2 separate regions of the Homo sapiens genome follow, and region 2 is linked to region 1. A link is an interaction called in ENCODE POLR2A ChIA-PET data of the cell type or tissue named here. Cell type or tissue: OCI-LY7. All regions are shown on one strand. Links, peaks and the distances in the headings refer to the core of each region. The heading gives the core; the rest is flanking DNA.

What was found. Peaks named below come from ENCODE experiments on the same cell type or tissue, not always from the same donor. Only the 100,000 strongest peaks of a DNase experiment are listed, where the experiment ranks them.
Region 2: POLR2A ChIA-PET joins it to region 1 with 8 read pairs; 3 of 35 experiments call an interaction of 5 or more read pairs at or near these places.

Annotation. Positions count from the first base shown.
Region 1 is chr15:92,843,146-92,855,633 of GRCh38, forward strand. No RefSeq gene overlaps it. Among named protein-coding and RNA genes, the nearest start is that of CHASERR, 33 kb to the right of the region's middle. RefSeq lists enhancers at 1,969-2,068, 6,427-6,516 and a silencer at 3,660-3,860. In OCI-LY7, for the core only: no CTCF peak of the experiment used is centred there; DNase peaks (open chromatin) are centred at 6,376 and 7,138; H3K4me3 peaks cover 85 bases; H3K27ac peaks cover 1,913 bases.
Region 2 is chr15:93,004,095-93,016,582 of GRCh38, forward strand. It overlaps CHD2 (chromodomain helicase DNA binding protein 2), which reads left to right. Exons shown (of 39, transcript NM_001271.4): 34 at 523-657; 35 at 5,051-5,229; 36 at 8,251-8,350; 37 at 10,602-10,815. Among named protein-coding and RNA genes, the nearest start is that of RGMA, 79 kb to the right of the region's middle. In OCI-LY7, for the core only: no CTCF peak of the experiment used is centred there; no DNase peak of the experiment used is centred there.

The sequences.
Region 1 (12,488 bases), core at 2,531-10,530:
ATTACAGGCACACGCAATCACACCCAGCTAATTTTTGTATTTTTAGTAGAGATGGGATTTTACCGTATTGGTCAGGCTGGTCTCGAACTCCTGACCTCAGGTGATCCATCTGCCTTGGCCTCCCAAAGTGCTGAGATTACAGGTGTGAGCCAGTGGACCCGGCCTACTTTGGGGTTTTAGAGTGGAGGAAATGAGATGATATCTATAGATGTTAGCTCCTGCCTTTCCATTTTCTTTTTTGTAAACTCTTTGACAGGGTCCCCAACTCCCAGGCCATGGACGGGTGCTGGTCTGTGGCCTGTTAGGAACCAGGCTGCACAGCAGGAGGTGAGCAGCAGTGAGTGAGCATTACCGCCTAAGCTCTGCCTCCTGTCCGATTAGCGCGGCATTAGATTCCCATAGGAGCATGAACTCTATTGTGAACTGCATGTGAGCGGGATCTAGGTGGCCTGCTTTTTATGAGAAGAATCTAACGCCTGATGATGTGATCTGAAATGGAAGCATTTCATCCTGACGATATTGCCTCTTACCTGGGCAGCAGAGTGAGACCCCAATTCAAAAAAAAGGAAGAAAAAAGAAAAAATTTACACTATAGGGAGTTGCTGATATTTTTAATCAAATGATATTTCAAAGCAAATGAATCCCGTCCCCATGGAAAAATTGTCTTCCATGAAACTGGTCCCTGGTGCCAAAAAGACTGGGGACTGAAATGAGAATTTTATCTTTCTTCTTTTTCCTTTCCCTTCCTACCTTTTTTTTCCCTCCCGCTTCTCCTCTTTGTCCTTCTTACCAAGGCCCTTTGAAGCCACAGGAACCCAGCACACTCTATGCCTTCCCTCAACAACAAGCCACATCCCGCCCCCGCCCCCCATCTCATCAGCTGTCTTTTCCAGTCTCCTGTCTTAGGCGGGCAATTGGCAATGGGTGGTGTGTCAGCTTGTCAGCGGGTACACTGGAATCTATATACGTACCTATGCTCCTGTTACCAGCACCTCAACTTTGATTCTCTAGTTTAATAATATTTTCAATTTCTCATCGGCTAGCCTCACTTTTTTTTTTTTTTTTTTTTTTGAGATGGAGTCTCAATCTGTTGTCCAGGCTGGAGTGCAGTGGCGCGATCTCGGCTCACTGCAAGCTCCGCCTCCCGGGTTCACACCATTCTCCTGCCTCAGCCTCCAGAGTAGCTGGGACTACAGGCGCCTGCCACCACGCCTGGCTAATTTTTTTGTATTTTTTTTTTAGTAGAGACGGGGTTTCACCGTGTTAGCCAGGATGGTCTTGATCTCCTGACCTCGTGATCCGCCTGCTTCGGCCTCCCAAAGTGCTGGGATTACAGGCGTGAGCCACCAGGCCTGGCCTTTTTTTTTTTTTTTCCAGAATGGAGTCTTGCTCTGTCGCCCAGGCTGGAGTCCAGTGGTGCAATCTTGGCTCACTGCAAACTCCGCCTCCCGGGTTCAAGTGATTCTCCTGCCTCAGCCTCCCAAACTCCACCTCCCGGGTTCAAGTGATTCTCCTGCCTCAGCCTCCCAAGTAGCTGGAATTACACGCATGCACCACCACACTGGACTAATTTTTGTATTTTTAATAGAGATAGGGTTTCACCATGTTGGCCAGGCTGGTGTCAAACTCCTGAATGAAAGTGATCCACCTGCCTCGGCCTCCCAAAGTGCTGGTATTACAGGAGCGAGCCACCGCGCCCAGCCTAGCCTCACTTCTTTCCAGCAAGTCTGTGGGATTCCTTTCATTAAGGAATTTCACAGCAAAGTCCCCTTCACCTGATTGGGACATCTTTGATTGCTCACTATGTTTTCACGGAACCTGGTCCTTTTCATTCCTTCATTCATAGACCTTATTTATACTTCTGCCTTCAATTCTTTGTTTTCATAACGCACCAGCCTTTCTCCAGTAGTACCTGGTACTTCACTGAACATCAAACTAATTCCTGTGAATTTCAACAACAAAAACAGACCCTTTCTTCAAATTTCCCTCATTCTTTCCTCAACCTCTCCCCTTACTCCTGCTTTGTACTTTGTATCTAACAGTGGCTGTACCTTTTGGAACAGTTCTGAACTGTTTTATGCTATGCAGTGCAGAGAATGCACTTTCTTATAGTCTGAAGTTGCTGGCAGAGCAAAAAGAAACAAGAAACAAAAGCAGCAATTCAGGAACTTCATTTAGTGAGATACACTTCCTCTTGGTAGTTTGCCAGCTAGTTTCTTTAGTGGGAAATGATATTTTGAAAGTAAATGACTACCAGTCAGAGGGGAGGGGTTGGTAAAGGGAATCAGTATATTAAACCAGATGCCTGTTTCAACTGATGTTGTCATTCATTATTAAACCATAGAAAAGAGATACATTCACTGGTAAATGCAACTTATTATTATTACAACTTTGTTGCCTGTTTTTCATGTAGAGGAGAATTAAAAAAAACTGTGTTTGATGATGAATTGCTGTAGATTACAAAAGCCTCATAAAGTACATTAAAACAAATCTAATCATTTACAAGTGCACAAAATAGATCACATATTAAAACTTTTGTTTTCTTGAGAATTAAAACCTTGAAGTTATCTGTATGTTTCCTTACTTTATATTAAGGGATCTATTTTTTTTTTTTAAACAGAGTCTCGCTCCGTCACCAGGCTGGAGTGCAGTGGCGTGATCTCAGCTCACTGCAACCTCCACCTCCTGGGTTCAAGCGATTCTCCTGCCTTAGCCTCCTGAGTAGCTGGGACTACAGGGGTGCACCACCACACCCAGCTAATTTTTGTATTTTTAGTAGAGATAGGGTTTCACCATGTTGGCCAGGATGGTCTCAATCTCTTGACCTCGTGATCAGCCTGCCTCGGACTTTCAAAGTGCTGGGATTACAGATGTGAGCCACCGCGCCCGGTAATTTTTTTCCTTTTAATGTACTCCTTATGTTGCCCAGGCTGGAGTGCAGTGGCTATTCACAGGTTGGGATCATAGCTCATTTCTGCCAAGAACTCCTGACCCCAAGAGATCCTCATGCCTCAGCCTCCAGAGTAGCTGGGACTACAGGCATGTACCACTGCATATGGCTATTAAGTGGTCTTTAAATCAGGTTTTTTGTTCCTTTTTTGAGATGGAGTCTTGCTCTGTCATTCAGGCTGGAGTGCAGTGGTACGATCTTGGCTCACTGCAACCTCTGTCTCCTGGGTTCAAGCCATTGTCCTGCCTCAGCCTCTTGAGTACCTGAGATTACAGGCGCCTGCCACCACGTCCAACTAATGTTTGTATTTTTAGTAGAGACGAGGTTTCACCATATTGGCCAGGCTGGTCTTGAACTCCTGACCTCAAGTGATTCACCCACTTTGGCCTCCCAAAATGCTGGGATTACAGGCGTGAGCCAAAGCGCACAGCCTAAGGTATCTTTAAATCAATTTAACTATTAAGGTTATGGGTGGATATATATGCATTAAAGGGGCATTTTGCATTTCTCTGAACTTTTTTTCAAATGTATTCCATCCATTTATATAACTTGTTTTTGAGAATTGTCTGGTAGAAATCTTTGCAGTTATCTATTGGGGTTTTTCTTACTGAACATTATGATCTCTTCAGATGTAAAAACTATTAATTCTGTTTCATATTAACAATAAATAGTTCCCCTGGTCTATTGCTTGTCCTTTGAGTTTTGATTTAATTAGCTTATTTTTGGCCCAGAAGATTTATTTTTTTTTCTTTTAAAACATAGCTCCAAACAGCCATTGAAAGATTTACATTTTTTTCTGTTCAGTTCTATCCACTGAGTCATCCATAATTCATTTCATTGCCTTTGAGGCTAGAATAACCTACTTATTGCATCTTTTCAAGAACTATGTAGAGATGGGAGGAAAGTCCACCTTATGTTTATAGCCTGTCAACAGGGGAATTTTCTAAGCATTTATTTGTAGAAGTAGGTTGAGAATTTATTCTATCCTTGGATCTGTCCTATGTCGACTTCAGAAGCATCTTAGACATCCTTCTTAGGATTTTGCCTTATTGATACAACTTCCAAGCAGATGCATACCATTTGGAGTTACCAAGTGCCATTCTCTTTCTCTCTCTACTACTCAGAGTAAAAAATTGCTAAAGATTTTTTTTCTAGCCTCTCAATTAATTCATTGCTAATCCCTTATTCAAACAACTGATCCTGTTCTTTTGACCACCGTTAAGAATGGATCTGGCTGGGTCAGGTGGCTCATGCCTGCAAATCCTAGCAGTTTGGGAGGCCCAGCTAGGAGGAAGACTTGAGCCCAGAAACTTGAGACCCTTTCTCTATGGAAAAAAAAAAAAGAGCGAATCTGACTGTTAGTCAGGGTTCTTTAGAGAAACAGAACCAATAAAATACACCCCCCACCAACACACATATATATATCTGTTTCATATATATTTAAAGCATTGCTTATGTCAATCAATCTACCTAGAGAAGGGAGGTTATCTTAAAAAATTGGTTCACATGATTGTGGGAGCAGGCAAGTTCAAAATGCACAGGGTGGGCCTGCATGTTGGAAACTGAGGCACAATTTCTGTGTTAGTCCTGAAGCAGAATTCTTCCTCTTCCAGGAAACCTCAGTTTTTGCTCTCAAGGCCTTCAACTGATTTGATGAGATATTATTGACTTTACTTAAAGTGAACTGACTGTGAATGTTAATTACATCTACAAAATACCTTCACAGTAACATCTAGACTAGTGTTTGATAAACTATTGGGCACCATAGCCTAGCCAAGTTGAGACATGAAACTAACCTTCACCTAATCATCTCACTGGATTTTCTTTCTCATATTACACATTCAAGAAGGCACCTAGTCTTCTTCTCTTTTAAAGGCCCCTCTCAGCCCATGCTCCCATGACCCTGAAAGCTTCTGCGTATGCCGTCTACTGGGTTTTGTTAAATACATTGTAAGATGCTGACAACATTCGTGGGCAGTCACTGCTGGAACATTTCTGTGGCTAGTTCATTGGCTACAGGAACGCGCTGCTCCAAAAGTTGGATTTCAGTTAATTTCATTCTAGGAATTAGAAATGCATTTTGTAGAGCTTTGACACTATGTTTATGGGAGCATTTCAGATCTAATAGGATCTAAGATAAGAGGAACTGCTGAATACGTACTTAAAAGCACCCATTGTCTGGAGGCATTATGGAGGCCTGAGCTAAAACATCATTTTTGCCCCTTTTTTTAATCTTCGGAGAACAAGGCAGGACCTTGGAAAAGGAGGGCTGGAGGCATTCATGGGCCAGGATGCCACTGAAGCAGAGGAAGAATACCATCAAGCTAGATATGAGAACCTGCAATGACAACTGCCCAGGTACTGGGAGGGTGGGCGGTGGAAGCCATGTGATCAGAGCAATGGGGATGGAACCACTTGGGTAACCACTGCCATGCTGGTAATAAAGTGCAGCTTACACGGAAGTGTGACAGTTGAGTGAAACAAAGCACTCTACTCCACTGGCATTGGTGGTAGCGGGAGGGGACACTCCTGCTTCCAGGTACTTTTCTGGGCAGAAGTAAAGTTGGACGTGCTTTCCTCTCAGCCTATTCAATAAGACAGGTCAGTTCTTGGGCTCCTAGACACCCACTGTTGTGGGAATGAGAGTAGTCACAATTACCTTTCCTACGTAACGCGTCATCTGAGGTCCACAGAGTGTAGGTCTTTCATTTGGACAATGCATTACAGTTATCTGCTAAGAAAAATGTATTCACAGATGTTTTGGGTTAAACCGTATCCCTGCCACCCTCCCCCTGAAATTCGTATGTTGAAATCCAAACTCCCAGTGACCTCAGAATGTGACCTTCTTTGGAAATATTTGGAAACTGCAAATGTGGTTAGTTAAGATGAGGTCATACTGGAGTAGGGTGGGCACCTACTCCGACATAACTGGGGTCCTTATCAAAAGTGGAAATTCAGACATAAACACTGCTCACAGAGATAATGCTTTGTAAAGAGGAAGGCGGAGATAGGGGTGACGCTTCTACAAATCAAGGAACACCAAAGATAGCAAACCACCAGAGGCAGCCAGGCACAGTTGCTCGGGCCTGTAATCCCAGCACTTTGGGAGGCCAAGGCAGGCAGATCACCTGAGCTCAGAAGTTCGAGACCAGGCTGGCCAACATGGTGATAACCCATCCCTACTAAAAATACAAAAATCAGCCCGGCGTGGTGGTGGGAGCCTGTAATCCCAGCTACTCCGGAGGCTGAGGCAGGAGACTAGCTTGAACCGGGGAGGTACAGGTTGCAGTGAGCTGAGATCGCACCACTGCACTCCAGTCTGGGTGACAGAGTGAGACTGTCTCAAAAAAAAAAAAAAAAAAACCACCAGAAGCTAGGGGAAGAGGCATGCAAACGACTCTTCCTCACAGCCTCAGAAGGAACCAACCCTGCCTACACCTTAGTCACAGACTTCTGATCTTCAGAACTTCAAGACAATACATTTCCCTTGTTAAACCACTGCCTGTGGTACACTGTTACAATTACCCTAGGAAACTAATATGACATGAAAGCGTGTCCGGAATTTGTTCCTTCCAGTGGGTTCTTGCTTACTTCAAGAATGAAGCCGTGGACCCTCGCGGTGTTACAGTACTTAAAGATGGTGTGTCCACGGCCGGGCGCGGTGGCTCATGCCTGTAATCCCAGCACTTTGGGAGGTCGAGGTGGGTGATCACAAGGTCAGAAGTTCGAGACCAGCCTGGCCAATATGGTGAAACCCTGTCTCTACTAAAAATACAAAAAAATTAGCCGGGCATGGTGGTACATGCCTGTAATTCCAGCTACTCAGGAGGCTGAAGCAGGAGAATTGCTTGAGTCCCAGAGGCAGAGGTTGCAGTGATCTGAGATCACGCCACTGCACCACAGCCTGGGTGACAGAGTGAGACTCCGCCTCAAAAAAAAAAAAAAAAATGGTGTGTCCGGAATTTGTTCCTTCAGATGTGTCCAGAATTTCTTCCTTCTGGTGAGTTCATGGTCTTCCTGACTTTAGGAGTGAAGCCGCAGACCTTCCCAATAAGTGTTAAGGCTCTTAGAGGTGGCACGTCTGGAGTTGTTAGTTCCTCCCGGTGGGTTCATGGTCTGGCTAACTTCAGGAGTGAAGCTGCAGACCTCCACAGTGAGTATCACAGCTCATAAAGGTAGTGCAGACCCAAACACTGAACAGTGTTAAGATTTACTGTGAAGAAGGAAAAAACCAACCTTCCACAGCCTGCACAGGCATCCAGGCCGATGCCGCTGTTGGCCCGTGTGGCCAGCTTTTATTCCCTTATTTGGCCCTGCCCACATCCTGCTGATTGGTCCATTTTACAGAGAGCTGATTGGTCCATTTTACAGAGTGCTGATTGGTGCATTTTTACAGAGTGCTGATTGGTGCATTTACAAATCTTTAGCTAGACACAGAGTGCTGATTGGTGTGTTTACAATCCTCTAGCTACATAGAAAAGTTCTCCAAGTCCTTCCTCCACCCAGGAAGTCCAGCTGGCTTCACCTCTCAGAAGCGTATATTAGCTTTTTTTTTCAAACTAAGGAAAAGGTTTTGGAAATTGATTCAACTTCTGATTTTTAAGTAATAATTTTTTTTTCGCTTTGCTAATGAATAAACAGAAGTTTTTATGTAGTTATCATGTAAAGAAACAACAGGTTCCTTAATGAGATGGTTTGAAGATGCATTTTTTTTTTTTTTTTTTTTTTTTTGAGATGGAGTCTGGCTCTGTCATCCAGGCTGGAGTGCAGTGGTGTGATCTTGGCTTACCGCAAACTCTGCCTCCCGGGTTCAAGCGATTCTCCCGCCTCAGCCTTCCCAGTAGCTGGGACTACAGGCGTGCGCCACCATGCCCGGCTAATTTTTGTATTTTTAGTAGAGAGGAGGTTTCACTATGTTGGCCAGGCTGGTCTCGAACTGCTGACCTCGTGATCCACCCACCTCAGCCTCCCAAAGTGCTGGGATGACAGGCGTGAGCCACCGTGCCTGGCCTGGAAGATGTCTTTTATCTTCCATTTGTCTGTATAACAAGTGAAGGTGATTATATTACCCTTAGAAAGATTGAGAATTGCTGATTTAGAATCACAATCTAGGACTACTCAGAAGTTTCAGAGGCCTTTGTAAAAGAAGCAGTAATCCAACATTCAAATTTCCCCCTAACTCATCCCTAGGCAAAACTACGTTTGTTTGGTCTTTATTTAATTAATTAATTAATTTATTTATTTATTTTTGAGACGGAGTTTCGCTCTTGTTGCCCAGGCTGGAGTACAATGGCGCGATCTCGGCTCACAGCAACCTCTGCCTCCCGTGTTCGAGCCATTCTCCTGCCTCAGCCTCCTGAGTAGCTGGGATTACAGGCATGCGCCACCACGCCCGGCTAATTTTGTATTTTTAGTAGAGATGGGATTTCTCCATGTTGGTGCAGCTGGTCTCAAACTCCGGATCTCAGGTGATCTGCCCGCCTTGGCATCCCAAAGTGTTGGGATTACAGGCGTGAGCCACGGCGCCCGGCCTGTTTGGTCTTTATTTTCATGAGCATTTTCTCTATAAAAGCTATTTTTAAAAGTTATAATTTCATTTGAATGAGCTGGAGAGGTTTGTTTTAATAAAGTTTTAAAGAAATATGCTGGAATTTAACAGATTGGAAGAATAATTGTCTTTCCAAATGTTTAGCCCCACCATCAGGAGTTGTCCAGAACCTTTTTCCTAGCTCTCTGGATAGAGAAACATTTTAAAAAATGTGCCACTTCACAGAATACAAAAGACAGCCAACTCAAAGGAAGAGTTTCATGGTGAAATCCAATCATGGAAGGATTAAAGTATCAGAGTAAAGATTGAAGCCCTGCTGGGTGCGGTGGTACATACCTTTAGTCTGGGCTACTTGAGGGCTGAGGCAGGGGGATCATTTGAGCCCAGCAGTTTGAATCCAGCGTGGGCAACACAGTGAGACCTATCTCTACTTTTTTTTTTTTTTTAAATGAAGTCCTGTTGTGTGGATTTTTTTTTTTTTTTTGCTTTTGAAACAGCCAATGGTCAATCATAAATAGTAAATCATAGGTATAAAAATGCTTTAACCAAAGGTAATTTGTTCTTTTCCTTTAAAAAAAAAAAAAACGGCTAGACGCGGTGGCTCATGCTTGTAAACCCAGCACTTTGGGAGGCCGAGGCGGGCGGATCATGAGGTCAGGAGATCGAGACCATCCTGGCTAACACGGTGAAGCCCCGTCTCTACTAAAAATACAAAAAATTAGCCGGGCGTGGTGGCGGGCGCCTGTAGTCCCAGCTACTCGGGAGGCTGAGGCAGGAGAATGGCATGGATCCGGGAGGTGGAGATTGCAATGAGCCAAGATCACACTACTGCACTCCAGCCTGGGTGACAGAGCAAGACTCCATCTCAAAAAAAATACAAAACAAAAAAAGCTTTATTATTATTATTATTATTTGTTTTTTTTGAGATGGAGTTTCGCTCTGTCCCCCAGGCTGGAGTGCAGTGGCGCAATCTCGGCTCACTGCAAGCTCTGCCTCCTGGGTTCACGCCATTCTCCTGCCTCAGCCTCCCGAGTAGCTGGGACTACAGGCGGCAGCCACCACACCTGGCTAATTTTTTTTGTATTTTTAGTAGAGGCGGGGTTTCACTGTGTTAGCCAGGTTGGTCTCTATCTCCTGACCTCATGATCCACCCGCCTCGGCCTCCCAAAGTGCTGGGATTACAGGCGTGAGCCACCGTGCCCGACCTATTATTATTATTTTTTTATCGACATGAGGTTTCGCCATGTTGCCCAGGCTGGTCTCAAATTCCTGGGCTCAAGTGATCTGCCTGCCTCGGCCTCCCAAATCACTGGGATTTCTAGCTTGAGCCACCAAGCCTGGGCACCAAAGGTAAGTTGAATCATTCAAAGCTACTTTGGAAATTTCCTATCCTGCTATCTTTTAAAATACAAGGAAGGAATTTTGGTGACTAGTTTGAAAGCTAGTTTGATACCAGAAACAGGAAGTCACTTCAGTTTGGATATTTATGATCTTAAAATAGAATAACATTACTGACAATCTTACAGAAAGGGGACGAGGAAAAATATTTGTAGAGCTTTTCAAAGCGGGTGTATACCTTTAGAAATTTTTTATTACCTAATTAGATAAACTACATACTGCTTTTAGTGAATTTTTTACAAAAAATTTCCATTTACAACAAATATTTTCTTTGCATAATAATTGCATTTCAAGCTCCCCGGGCAGCTCAGCCAACGGAGCCCCTGCCTCCCGTGGAGCTCCCGCAGCCCTCTTCTCTGGTCTATGTGCTCCACAGGAACAATCTCCATGTGCTCCGTTGAAGCAGTACCAGCAAGACACCGACAACTTGCCTTCCGGTTGTCTTATAAAAAGCCCCTCTTCCGCAGAGAGGAATCACTTCCACCCTGATTTTGTTTTGAATCAACCCTCTTGTCTTAACTCGGCTTCATCTCTCTCAAAGCTAAACTGCAGAAACATCACCTGGGTTCCACCATTCCACCTCTGTTCTTTGCTCTCTTTCCCTCTCCCTCCCATAATGATCACACCGCTGCACTCCACCTGGACAGCAGAGCAAGACTCTGTCTCAAAACAAAAACAAAAACAAAAACAAAAACAAAAAACCAAGCGGATACGCAGTGGCACAACAGTGTGAATGTACTTCATGCCACTGAAGTGTACACTTAAAAATGGTGAAGATGGTAAATTTTATGTTGTGTGTATTTTACCACAATTAGTGAAAAAAGCAGATACGGTTTCATACAAAGCAGTTGTGGCACATATGTCTTCTAGTGTCACAGATGGACCTTCCTCATATGTCTACGTCACCTTGGGGGGAAATGCTCTATTTGGTTTGCTTGATTTGACCCTCTGTGTTGATCCTGGGAAAATTATCTCCCTAGAGAGTCCAGTTGCCACTTGAAGAATGATCAGGAAGGCCAGTCACCATTTGTATATGCCTGGTTCATAGAATGCACTCATGCTCACAAAATAGCACTGCAAATGTCCAATTGTCCAGTTACACAGGAGAGCTAAATTCCCCCAAATTTAAGGCTTTGGAATGACCCTAGGTTCTTCCTAGTCATGAAAGTGTGGTCTCCTTCCAGAACCTAAGAGATCTACCTCCATCCTTAGCTCTGTTGCCCAGGCCGAAGTGCAGTAGCACAATCATGGCTCACTGCAGCCTCGAACTCCTGGGCTCAAGATCCTCCCACCTCAGCCTCCTGAGTAGCCGGAACTACAGACACAGGCCACCACGCCTGGCTACTTTCCTTATTTTTTGAGGAAATGTGGTCTCCCTATGTTGTCAAGGCTGGTCTTGAACTCCTGGGCTCAAGCAATATGCCTGCCTTAACCTCCCAAAATGCTGGGATTACAGGCATGAGCCACCGCACCCAGCCTTGGGCTGTTTTTGTTGTTGTTGTTGTTTTCAGCTTTATTGAGATATAACTGACAAATATATAATCTAAAGTGTACAACATGATGATTTGATAGACATACACATTGTGAAATGATTACCATGATCAAGTTAGTTAGCACATCCATTAACCCACGTCGTTCCTTTTTTTTTTTCTTCACTCTCCCAGGCTTAGGACATTAGTCCTCTTGATTCTTCATCAAGGGAAAGAGGGGCTGCTCAGCCACACACCAACACTTCTATTCTTCCTCCTCTGGTTTTTAAAAACCTACCCCTGCTCTTGGAAACCAAGACCCAACAGGACTTTCTCATCTCCAGACCTCTCTTCTGCTTCCTTTTTGGAGGCCATGGTTTTTTGTTTTTGTTGTTTGTTGTTATTGTTGTTTTGTTTTTGAGACAGAGTCTCACTCTGCCGCCAGGCTGGAGTACAGTGGCGCAATCTCTGCTCACTGCAACCTCCACCTCCTGGGTTCAAGCAATTCTCCTGCCTCAGCCTTTTGAGTAGCTGGGACTATTGGCATGCACCACCACACCCAGCTAATTTTTGTATTTTTAGTAGAGACATGGTTTCACCATGTTGGCCAGGATGCTCTTGATCTCCTGACCTCGTGATCTGCCCACCTCGGCCTCCGAAAGTAATGGGATTACAGGCATGAGCCACCGTGCCTGGCCAGCCACAGTATTTTTTGTTTTGTTTTGTTTTGTTTTGAGACAGAGTCTCGCTCTGTCGCCCAGGCTGGAGTGCAGTGGCGCGATCTCGGCTCACTGCAAGCTCCGCCTCCCGGGTTCACACAATTCTCCTGCCTCAGCCTCCCGAGTAGCTGGGACTACAGGCGCCCACCACCATGCCCAGCTAATTTTGTTTTTGTATTTTTAGTAGAGACGGGGTTTCACTGTGTTAGCCAGGATGGTCTCGATCTGCTGACCTCGTGATCCGCCCACCTCGGCCTCCCAAAGTGCTGGGATTACAGGTGTGAGCCACCGCGCCCGGCCCAGCCACAGTATTTTTATTCAGCCATGGAACCAGTTTGCAAGAACGGTTCCCATGGTCAGTACCTGTAACATTTACAACTAAAGATTTGAACAAACTGAACAGG
Region 2 (12,488 bases), core at 938-8,937, 160 kb after region 1:
GCCAGGATGACAGAGCGAGAATCTGTCTCAAAAAAAAAAAAAAAAAAAGTACCTGAAGTCATTTTATATATTCTTCTGCAACCTTTCCTTCAATGTAATTGAGATTTGTATAGAGTTCATTTACAATAATGTAGTTAATACAGATTCCTAAACCAAAGGGTATGCTGTTAATAAAGGTTGCTACATGATACTCTAGAGAGTTCTGCCAATTTACAAGCTTAACCTCTTGATGACATTTCTGTGCATTTTATGGATAAAGGAGTAAGAAGCCCAAAAATAGCACTGATGAAATTGAAGTTATAATTGGGTACATTTAGAGATGGAAATGGGAATAATGTGTGAGTAAGCTGCTAATCAGACAGGTTTGTCTTCATGATGTTTCAGGATTTTATTTTACTTTTTAAAAAATAAACTGAGACCATCATATTTACCCATTTTAATAACACAACATAGGTAAGAAACCTAAATCGCACGGTAGGATTGCACAAATGACAATGACTCCTTGTAACTCTTTTTTAAAAGCCTAAAAGTGGTGATGCCAAATCTTCGAGTAAATCAAAGCGATCTCAGGGTCCTGTCCATATTACAGCAGGAAGTGAACCTGTCCCCATTGGAGAGGATGAGGATGATGATCTGGACCAGGAGACATTCAGCATAGTAAGTCTTGAAATCGGGGGGTGCCAGTGTCTGCAGCCGCGGTACTTGCTGTGGCTCTGCCTTTTATAGGTCCAGCCAGAGCTTCAGTTGAGCTAAGCAATAGTACATTACTTGGGAAACACATTGCTTACAGTATCGGAAGACCATGTGCTCTTCAGCAGGCTGGCAGGAAGAGATTTTCTTGTCTTTTATTGAGGGGAAGTTTAAGGAGTGGATTTCATGTCTTGTGCTCCTAGTTAAGAGAGGCTCTCAGGGCCCTTAGAGGCATTTGGGAAAGAGAAGTGTTCACTGAGCAAGTATTTATTGAATGTTTTCTGTGTTCCAGCCCCCAGAGTTACCATGTTGAATAGATAACCATTTCTATCATCGTAAACTGTACATTGGAGTAGGGGAGTTAGATAACTACACAAATCATGTTGGTGCCCCTGTGACAGGGCTCTGGAGGAGAGAGAGTGCATACTGTGGAGATCCTGTGAGAAGGGAATTTGACCTAGTCAGGGGTTGCCAGGAGGGCTTGTGTAAGGAAGTGATGTTTGAGTTGGGTTCTGAAGGAAGAATAAAAGGTAACAGGAGAAGAGGGGAGGGCAAGGCGATGGGGAGCGAGTGCATGGACCAGGTCTTGCACGGGATTGGATACAGGCCAGTGTGTCCTCAAGGTCCCTTTGCCCCTGGCTGGAGCTGCAGGTATAGATTTCACTGTGCCACCATCCCTTCCCCACCTCTCTGTGGTCTCTTCTCCCCATACTTCCACAAATCCATTAATCAAACGGCTCATTCAGGCTGAAAGAAAAAGCGGTTTTCTTTCAAATTTGAAAATACTTCCATCCTGTGGCAGCAAAGGACCCTGTTGACCCTGTCCTGTAACCTCTCTCTGACTTCTTTCTCTGAGTTCTCTAAAACCTATACACGTATGTATATAGATATTGTTTTCTTTGCACTTAACTCTGTTTTCTTAAGTCTCTTTTTTGCCTGTGAGCTCTCTGAGGACAAGTATTGTTTTATATAAAGGTCATTTAGATGCTAGAAGTATATCAATAAATGAGTAAATTGAATAAATGAATAAACTAATTACATAGCCAGCTAACCAATCTGTTTCCTAGTCTTTCTTTTCCGAGTGTTTATAAGAGAAAATGATATCTAATGTTCTATGGTACCATGATATTTAAAAAATGCTCTTACAAATGACTCATTTAATCTTGTTTTTATATTATGAAATCTTTAAAAGATGCAGAGAAATTTCAGGGATATAATAGTCATTGATAAATATACCATGAAGTTTTGTCAAATCTGAATTTTTTTAAGACTCAAAATATAAAGCTGAATCCCTTGGTGTTCCTCCCTCTCAACCTATGCTTTTTCTGTCTCTCTCTCTCTTTTTTTTTTTTTTTTTTTTGAGGCAGAGTCTTGCTCTGTTGCCCAGGCTGGATTGCAGTGGCTCAATCTCGGCTCAGTGCAGCCTCTGCCTCTCCGGTTCAAGCAGTTCTCCTGCCTCAGCCTCCTGAGTAGCTGGGATTACAGATGCGCACCACCACACCCGGCTAACTTTTGTATTTTTAGTAGATATGAGGTTTCACCATGTTGGTCAGGCTGGTCTAGAACTCCTGACCTCATGATCTGCCCACCTCAGCCTCCTAAAATGCTGGGATTACAGGCGTGAGCCACCGCACCCGGCCTTTTCTCTCTCTCTTACCTCCCAGACGTAACCATGATTCTGAATTCGATGTTTATACTTAACGTGTGGTTCTAGAGTTTTACTGCTTAAGTCTGTAAAGATGATAATAGCTCACATTAATAGCCAGTTACTGTTTATGTGCTTTATATATATTTTTTCCACAACACTCCTGTGAGGTACGTTAGTGTTTCCATTTTACATATTTAAAAATAAGGTGAAGAGAGTTAAGTGATTTGCCCTGTGTCACACAGCTAAGACATAGAACACAGTTTTGACCCAGGCAGTTCGGCATGAGAGGTTGGGTCCATAACCATTGTCCTACGTAGCCTCCCACATATAAACAACATAGAGGATTGATTTCCATGTCTTAAAACTGTAATTGGCACTTGTGTATCCTGTAACTTGCTTTTCCTCTCACAGCAGTCACATTTGTTGAGATTTATCTATATTAATAATTGTGGCTGTCATTTAAGTTTCATGTTATTCTACAATTTATTCTTCCACAGTTTAATTTTTTCCCGTATTGGTGGACATCAGGATTTTTCCAAATGTTTGCTACTACAAATAGGCTACAGTGAAATTGTTGCCCATATTTTCTTGCACTACACAAGTGAGAACTTCTCTAGGGTGTATGGCTTGAGCAAAAATGGTGGGTCATTCATTAGGTGTACACATCTGCCACTTTATTAGATACTCGAGTTCCTCTTGAAAGCAGTTGTAGAGATTGCATGAATTATAGCAATGAATTCAAGTTCTGATTGCTGACCAGCCTTAGAAACAGTTGTTAATTTCTGACTCAGTTAACAGTTGTTAATTTTTGCTAATCTGAGGACTATGAAATACTGACTGAAGGTCGTTGGACATTTATTTTCATATTTTAGTGGTCATTCATGTTCCTTGTGAATTGCCTATTCAGTTATTCAAAATTGACATATTTGGAATAATTTATCTTTCTTACCTTTTCTGTAGGAATTCTTTTTACATTCTTAATACTAATCTTTTATTTTTTATAGTCATTACAGGTGTCTTTTAGTTTTTGGTATATTTTTTATTTTATGTCCTTTTTAAAAATTGAAGTATAACACAGAAAAATCCACAAATAATAAGTATGTAGCTGTGGAAATGACCACAAAGTGATGGGGAATTTGTAGAGTTTTCATTATTTGAAAATTTCATGACCATGTGTCTTACTTAGTTCATTGTGCCAGATACTCAGTGGCTGACAACCATGTCCCTACACCATTCTGTGAAATTTTCTTGAATTATATGGTGGTAATTTTCTCTAAGTTCCCAGTTTTACCTTTATGGAATTTCTTGTGTTTGGATATCGAATTCTGGATATTGGTCCCTAATTTTACTTTTTAAGTTGTTCATTTCTGCTTTTTACTCTACTTTCTGGGAGATTGCTTCAACTTTGTTTCACATTATTTCTTTCCAAGATCTTTTTCCTCCACCGCTCTCGAATATCTTTATACTTCTCTTTGCTTTCCATTGTTCACGTTACACACTTTGCTTCGGTGGCTTTGCTGACCCTCAGTTGTCAGCTCATGTTTAAGAGTGGAGGACGAAACATGTGATTGGAAGTTTGAGCATGTGGGTGGTGGGGCTTGATCTCCTTTGAAAGTTTTCATTATAGGATGATGTAGCAGAAACTTCTGACAGATAGTCAGGATCATTTGGTGTTTCCTCTGGGGCGGTCACATTTTGTGAAGAATGCCCCAGTTTCCTGACTCTCCAGAGCGTGAAGGCCTGGCTCCATCCACTCTGGAATGTGAGAGGCAGAGACCTGGGTGTGGGTCATCCTGTGTGACTGTGCTCATGTGCTCAGGTAATCCTGTTTTCAGTGTGGTGGGCTCAGCCCTCATCTGTGCCTGTGCAGTCCCGCTCAGAGGTCCTTTTATCCTTTTCTGGAGAATAAGTCTTTATATTTGCTGCTGGTTGGAGTTAGAGATCTGGGTATCTTATGAATCTGGATATGTGTTACTTCTTAAGCAGTTTTTAAACCGCTCCCCATTTTAGCCCTCATCCTTCCTTCTGAAGACACCTCGCCGTTGGGGGAATTTTGCCGTGTAAGTCAGGTTAGTTCTAGGCTGTCTTCCCTCCTGGCTTCGAATTTCATTTTCTCAGGTCTGTTTTGTCATTTCCCGTGCTGCCAATATTTTGTTGCCATTATCCTCTCTCTTGTTTTCTCTTGTCTTTGTGGGCTTGTCTCTTTTAAGGACAGTCCCTTTACCATTGTTTTAGTGGGATTGGGGAGGCAGAGAAAAGATGCTTGTGTTCTGTTTACCATCTTATCTGGAAGCCTTTCTCTTGCTTTCTTTCAAGCCTGAAGGATTTGCAAATATTATATCCCGTATTTTTAGACAGTTTCTGGTGGGAGAATTTCAGATTAGGTCTGTAATACTGCTGCTCATTAGATCTTCAAAATGGGCTTGTGAGGCATGCCATGCCTCTCTTGCAGATGAGGAAGCAGTATTTAGAGAGGTTAAGTAAGGCGTGAAGGGTTATCACATAACTCTAAGCGATGGTGCTGGCACTGCACTTCAGGGTTTTCTGACTTGAATACTTACACTTACTCCACTGCACTAGCTTTACCCACTCTTCCTCTAGCAATTATATGGCATAGGGGTGGGCTGTGTTTTCATCGAGAGCACAGTAAGCAAAGGACAAGACTTACTTTCTGCAGATTGTTTATGTCTTTACTCTGTTGTCCTGTTGCAGTGTAAGGAGAGGATGAGGCCCGTGAAAAAGGCACTGAAACAGCTCGACAAACCTGACAAGGGGCTCAACGTGCAAGAACAGCTGGAACACACCCGGAACTGCCTGCTGAAAATCGGAGACCGGATAGCCGAGTGCCTTAAAGCCTACTCAGATCAGGAGCACATCAAACTCTGGAGGAGGTAACCACTTTGGCCTCGTCTGCCCAGTTTGATTTGACTGAGTGTGGGAGTGGATTCTGTTTTCTTTTAATAAAAGGTGGCATAGCCACCTAAGAAATCTTTCTCCCAGCACAACTCATCTATTGGCAATATACCTGCAGGCTTTAACTCCCTTTCCATGAAATAGGCCATTCCACTGAGACCAGCCTTTTGAAGGGGTAGGACGATGTCATTAATTTATTTTATGAGAGAAAGATAGTGTTACTGGATTTGCTGGTCTATTCTCAGAAATAAATTTTCTTTAAGCCTACAAGGGGCAAAAATCATCTGGTCTTAACTACTTTACCCATCTCAGGTTGATATCCAGATATTCAGATATTACTGTATCTAATACAACTAATTGGTTGGTTCTGTACCAACACATGGTGACACAAAGATTAAAACCGCAAGAACTATGAGTTCTCTATTCTCATATGCTTTTTTAGTAATTAAAGTAGTAATTTGGATTAAGTTAATCTAGAACTTCAGTGTTTAAGGCATCATGGTTTATAAATGTTCCTTTATATAGCCACTGAAACTTTTTTAAAAGATTTCAATAGTTTTAGGGAAACAGGTGGTGTTTGGTGACATGGATAAGCTCTTTAGTGGTGATTTCCGAGATTTTGGTGCACCCATCACCCGAGCAGTGCACACTGCACCCAGTGTGTCATCTTCTATCCCTCAGCCCCCTTCCCCCCAGAGTCCGTTATATCATTTTTATGCCTTTGCATCCAATGTTTGGTTTTCCATTCCTGAGTTATTTCACTTAGAATAATGGTCTCCAATTCCATTGAGGTTGCTGCAAATGCCATTATTTTATTCCTTTTTATGGCTGAGTAGTATTCCATGGTATGTATGTACCACATTTTCTTTATATACTTGTTGGTTGATGGGCATTTAGGCTGGTTCCATGTTTTTGCAATTGCAGATTATGCTGCTATAAACATGTAAGTGCAAGTGCCTTTTTCATATAATGACTTCTTTTCCCCTGGGTGGATACCCAGTAGTGGGATTGCTGGATATATATCCACTGTCCACTTTGGATATTTTAAGAAAACATGACTGGAAATTTTTTTTTTTTTTTTTTTTTAAATGAGACAGAGTCTGACTCTTTCACTCTATCGCCCAGGCTGAAGTGCAGTGGCACAATCTTGGCACTGCAACCTCCACCTCCCTGGTTCAAGAGATTCTCCTGCTTCAGCCTCCTAAGTAGCTGGGATTACAGGTGCCTGCCATCACGCCTGGCTAATTTTTGTATTTTTAGTAGAGATGGGGTTTCATCATGTTGACCAGGCTGGTCTCGAGCTCCTGACCTTAGGTGATCCGCCCGCCTTGACCTCCCGAAATGCTGGGATTACAGGCATGAGCCACTGCGCCCAGCCATGGCTGGAAATTCTAAAAGGCAATTGTAACATTAAATCTCTTTCCATTAATCACAGTTACTTCGTTTTTATTTTATTTTAGACTCAGAGGGTACATGTGCTTGTTTGTACATAACCACAGTTACTTTGAACTTGTATATAGTTCATGGATAATGTGATTATCTTTGTATAATATGTCCAATCTCAGAGGACTGGTTTTTGAGTGAAAAGTGGATTTAAGAAAACTTCTGCATGATGGTGTCCACAGCATGCTTCACACCTATAAAGAAAAGATTTAATTTTCAAAATGGTACTTTTTTTTCCGCTTAACACTGTTACCAACTTCTTTCTTTACCTAGCGGCATCTGGCCTTTTTTTTTTTTCTTCTTTTTAAATTTAACACTGATTAGAAGATAGCAAAAGGTCATCCCAGTGAACAGACCCATTTTTAAATGTGCCAGGCACTGTGATCTTGGCTAGCAGTAGTTTATAAGGTCCTCGCCCTTTACAAGTCAAAAAAGTAGTACAAGGTAAGCCCTCGGAGAAACTGTTCGTCATGAGGCAGCAAATGCAAGCCCAGATAGAGTGGAAGTGTTGAGAAGGAAGTGCGTGAAGAGTAGTCAGGAAGGAAGGTCTTCTGAGAGGCAGGCAGGTGCACTTGAACTGAGCATACATGAGCTGAGTCGAATTGCTGAGATGAACAGAGTTCTCAGGCTTCAGCAAAGGCTTGAAAGTGGGACAGGGAGGGGACTGGGTGGTGTTCAGGATTTAAAGACAGTTTGCTAAAAAGACTGAAGCTCTTTATAGGAGGCTTTAGACAGGAAGGTAAATGGCTCTTCACCTGATGCAGCAGGCTTACTAGTTAGGGAGCCTGTACAGGTGGTCCTGTCAGCAGCAAGCCATGGTGAAACTACCTGTTAGGAAGTTTGAGAAGATATGAGACTCCTTTATCTGGCTCACTCTGACTACCTGTGCTTACTCTTTCTAAACACCTGTCTCATCATATCATTCCCCTGTTGCGCAGTAACACCATGCTAGGGTGAACATAATGGAATTGGAGGGAAAAAGCCACTGAGAGTTTTAAGGAAGAAATGAAAGGTTGTGGTGGCGACAACTGGGAGGAAGGAGGGGCAGCAACACAGAGATGACCAACTGAATGGAGGCCACAACCTGGGAGATGGTGGTGCTGATGGATTTGTGGTAGAGTCCAGAAAGTGAAGGAAAACTTAAAAGGACTGGAGTCTGGGGTGTCATTGATAGAAATTTGGAGGAGTTCTAGGTATTGATAGAGCCTTAGTCTCTAAATCCCTCTGTCAGACTCTTTTGGCAGAACCATGTAAAGGTGTACGGTAAGTCCTCACATAACGTTGTTTCCTTCAGCTTTGTTTCATTATAACATTGATGAGAAAAAAAATTGATTTTGTTTCCCTTAAAGTTGCAATTTCCAAGAACCTATCGACAACATTAAGTTAGGACTTACTGTATTATTAATGCAAATACCTGAAATAATATTTCTGTAGCTTAATTTCTATGCTTAGGGAGTATACCACAGCAAAATTTAATAGCTTGCCATCCATGAAGATCATAAAAAATTGCTTTTCTAATTCTATAATTCACCAGAACTGTTCATTTTTCTTTTTAGGAACCTATGGATTTTTGTTTCCAAGTTTACAGAATTTGATGCTCGAAAACTGCATAAGTTATACAAGATGGCTCATAAGAAAAGGTCTCAAGAAGAAGAGGTAAAGTACAAATTCAGTCCTAATTCATACAAACAAATACCAATTCCACAGAAAAATCTCTTAATTTTTGTTTTTCCATGGGGAGATGATCACAGAATCATGGGTTATTGCTGGTGCTAATAGTCAAACAATAAGACCAGATGGGTGAAATAGCCAATGTATTGGAGCCTAACATGGTTGAAATTCTGACAAAGAGTGTTTACCCTGTGTTTTTAGGTCCTAAAATCATTTGTTCACCAGGTTTTTTCTTCCATTTGCATTTTTCTTCTGTACATGTCAGTAGCTTATAAATGTGGCTCCTAGGAAGTAATAGGGTGGTGGGCAGAAAATACTTTTTCTCTTCTTTTCTGGACCATCTATTTGGTGTCCTTCCAGCTTTTGTATGGAAGGGGTCCTGCTACTCACTTGTGAGAGGTGCTCAGAAGTTGCCTCTCCTTTGGAATAGGGGGATGGGTGCAGAAGTGACATGGAGGAGGCTGCAGAGGCAGTGCTCCTTGTGTGGGTGTGCCCATTTGCAGATCTGCTGACTTGCCACATGGGCTGTACCCAAGTTGGACATTGAGTTCAATCTGTGAGCATTAAATACCACCTCCACTAATGCGTCAGCTCCATGAAGACAGAGATTTTATGTCTCTCATCTACTGCTGTGTTCTCAGCACATAGAATGGAATAGAATGGTGCTGGGGACAGGGAAGCACTCAGGAGTATTTGTTATGCTGTGCCCAGTGCTGTGTTGGCCTGTGAAGCAGCACCCTCAAGTAGTTGATGATTTAATTTTACATGGAAGAATATGTTATAGCAGTAACATACAGGAATCATATACTAATAAGCATTATAAAAAGTCTATAAATGGATAGTCCGGAAAGGCCCCAGGAGGGAATGAAATAGTTAGGAAAGGCCCTTTAGAAGGGAGTGAAAATTAGGAAGAGGGTCTGAAGTTGGACACATAATCATGAAAGACTTCATTCATTTAGGGATCAGAATGAATAACAAAACAGTATAAGCTGAATAACAAAAACAGTGGTATCCTACTAGTGGGAGTATACATTGTCACAACCTTTCTGGAGGAGAATTCAGCAAGATTTATTAAAAGACTAAAGCATGCAGTTTTGCTTCCAGGAATTTAGTTTTGAGAAGGAGATAGAGATTTAAACATGTTTATAATGGAAATGGCTTGGAAGCCCAACAGTAAGAAATACATTCAATGTGGCTAGGCGCGGTGGCTCGTGCCTGTAATCCCAGCACTTTGGGAGGCTGAGGCGGGTGGATCACTTGAGGCCGAGAGTTCGAGACCAGCCTGGCCAACGTGATGAAGCCTCATCTCTACATAAACTACAAATATTAGCTGGGTGTGGTGGCACATGCCTGTAGCCCCAGCCCCTCAGGAGGCTGAAGTGGGAGGATCGCATGAGACCAGGAGGTGGAGGTAGCAGTGAGCTGAGATGGCATCACTGAATGCCTGCGACAGAGTGAGACTCTGTCTCAAAAAAAAAAAAAAAAAAAAAAAAAAAATACAGAAAACAAAAACATTCAGTAGTTCATGATATATCCATATTGGGGAGTATTAATCAGTTATTAAACATAATATTGTAGAAATAAGTATTTACATGGAAAGATTTTCACAATACATGAAGTGAAAAATGAATACCAAATATTTTTGTTTAAAATATAACTACAAAAAAAAGCTTAGAAAAATACGTGCCAAATTATTAACAGTAATTCCCTTGCTGGTTAGGATTTGGGTCACTTTATTTTTTTTATTGTGTGATTTTTTTTATATCAAACATTTGACTTGTGTGATAAGGAGTAATGTTACTCCAACATTCAGATATTTAGCTTGATGACTTGGGCATAGGAGTTAGTTCCCACTGGACAGTCGAGGGTTGTTTGTTGTGGTTAGCCTTGGAAAGTTGGTAGTCTTGGTTTTACATGGTCCAGGATGATCCTCTGAGAGTGCCGCCAGCCTGGGCGCCTACACCATACCCTGTACAGTGACATCTAGCAGTCTATGCATGTGTTCTTGCAGGTACTTAGCAGTAATGGTCAAACTCAGCATAAATTCCACTGAGTTCCCCCAGCAAATAGCCTAACAGTGGAATTTATGAGCCTTTTTTTTGTTAGGAGGTAGTAAACGCCAGTTCAGAAGTTTAAGAAGGACAAGAAGGAGCTGTTTAGAGGTGATAGCCTTTATTCTTCTCTGGGGAATTAAGCCTGGGATCTTGAGCTTCTTTGGTTTCCTTTTACTCTTTAGGAGCAAAAGAAGAAAGACGACGTGACTGGGGGTAAGAAACCATTTCGTCCAGAGGCCTCAGGCTCCAGCCGGGACTCTCTGATATCTCAGTCCCATACCTCACACAACCTTCACCCTCAGAAGCCTCATTTGCCTGCCTCCCATGGCCCACAGATGCATGGACACCCAAGAGATAACTACAATCACCCCAACAAGAGACACTTCAGTAATGCAGGTAGGTCATTAAGTGGAGTTTTTAAAAGAGGTGCCAAAAGATAAAAAATTCACACAGCCGTTTCATTTTCCAAAGACACTGGCTAGACTTCTGTGCTTTATTATCTTCTAACACTTTATTGTCCTCTCTTTTCTTAATGAGAGAAAGCATGAAATAAAGATCCCCCAATTTTTTTTTTTGTTTGTTTGAGACTGAGTCTTGCTCTGTCACCCAGGCTGGAGTGCAGTGGCACAATCTCGGCTCACTGCAACCTCCACCTCCTGGGTTCAGGCGATTCTCGTCCCTCAGCCTCCCGAGTAGCTGGGATTACAGATGTGCACCACCACGCTGAGCTAATTTTTAAATTTTTAGTAGAGACAGGGTTTTGCCATGTTGGCCAGGCTGGTCTCAAACTCCCGGCGCCATGTGATCTGCCCACCTCAGCCTCCCAAAATGTTGGGATTACAGGTGTGAACCACTGCGTCTGGCCCCCAGGACTATTATTTCAACTTCCGATTAAGAAGAACCCAGCTAACATGAACAAACGAAAAAGACTGAGGGAGAAGTTTACATTCTGTATGACAGTGAAATGGTTAAAACTGCTAATCTTGAAAGAGCTCTTGTAAATTGAGAACAAAACAATAACTGAATAGAAAAATGGGCAATCAACAGAGTGAAGAGACAGTTTATGTAAGGGGAGAAAATATTACCAACCGTACATCTGATAAGGGGATAATATCCAAACTGTGTAAGGAACTCAGCTCCTTATGTAGCAGGAAGGCAAATGCTCGATTAAAAAGTGGGTAAAGGACCTGAATAGACATTTCTCAAAAGAAGACATACAGATTGCCAACAGGTATATGAAAAAATGCTCAGCATGACTGATCATCAGGGAAATGCAAATTAAAAGCACGATGAGATATCACTTCACACTTGTTAGGATGGCTAGTACCAAAAAGTCAAAAGATAAGGGTTGCCAAGGATGTGGAGGAAAGGGAACCCAGCGCATTGTTGCTGGGAATGTAAGTTAGTGCAGCCATTATGGAAAACAATGCAGAGATGCCTCAAAAAAATCACAAACAGAACTACCATATGATGCAGCAGTCCCTTTACCAGGTATATATTCAACGAAAATGAAATCAGTTATGTTGAAGAAATGCCTGCACTTACATATTCATTGCAGCATTATTTACGATAGCCAAGATACGTAATCATCCTAAGTGCCCATCAGCAGGTGAGTGGATAAAGAAAATGTGTATATACACAATCGAATAGTATTCAGCTTTAAAAAGAAGGAAATCCTGTCGTTCGCAACAACATGGTTGAATCTGGAGGGCATTTATGTTAAGTGAAATAAGTGAGGCACAGAAAGAGAAAAACTGCATATTCTCACTTACGTATGGAATCTGAAAAAGTCAAACTCATAGAAGCAGGGAGTAGAACAGTAGTTACCAGGGTCGGAGGGCAGGGGAGAATTGGGAAGATATTAACAACGGAGATAAAATTTCAGTTAGATATGAGGAATAAGTTGAGAAATCTGTTGTACAGCATGGTGACTGTAGTTAATAACAATGTATTATATAAGTGAGGTAGTGCATATGTTAATTAGGCTGATTGAGCCATTCCATAATGTATATGTATTTTAAAACATTGCATTGTAATCAATAAATACATACAATTTTTAATTGTCTATT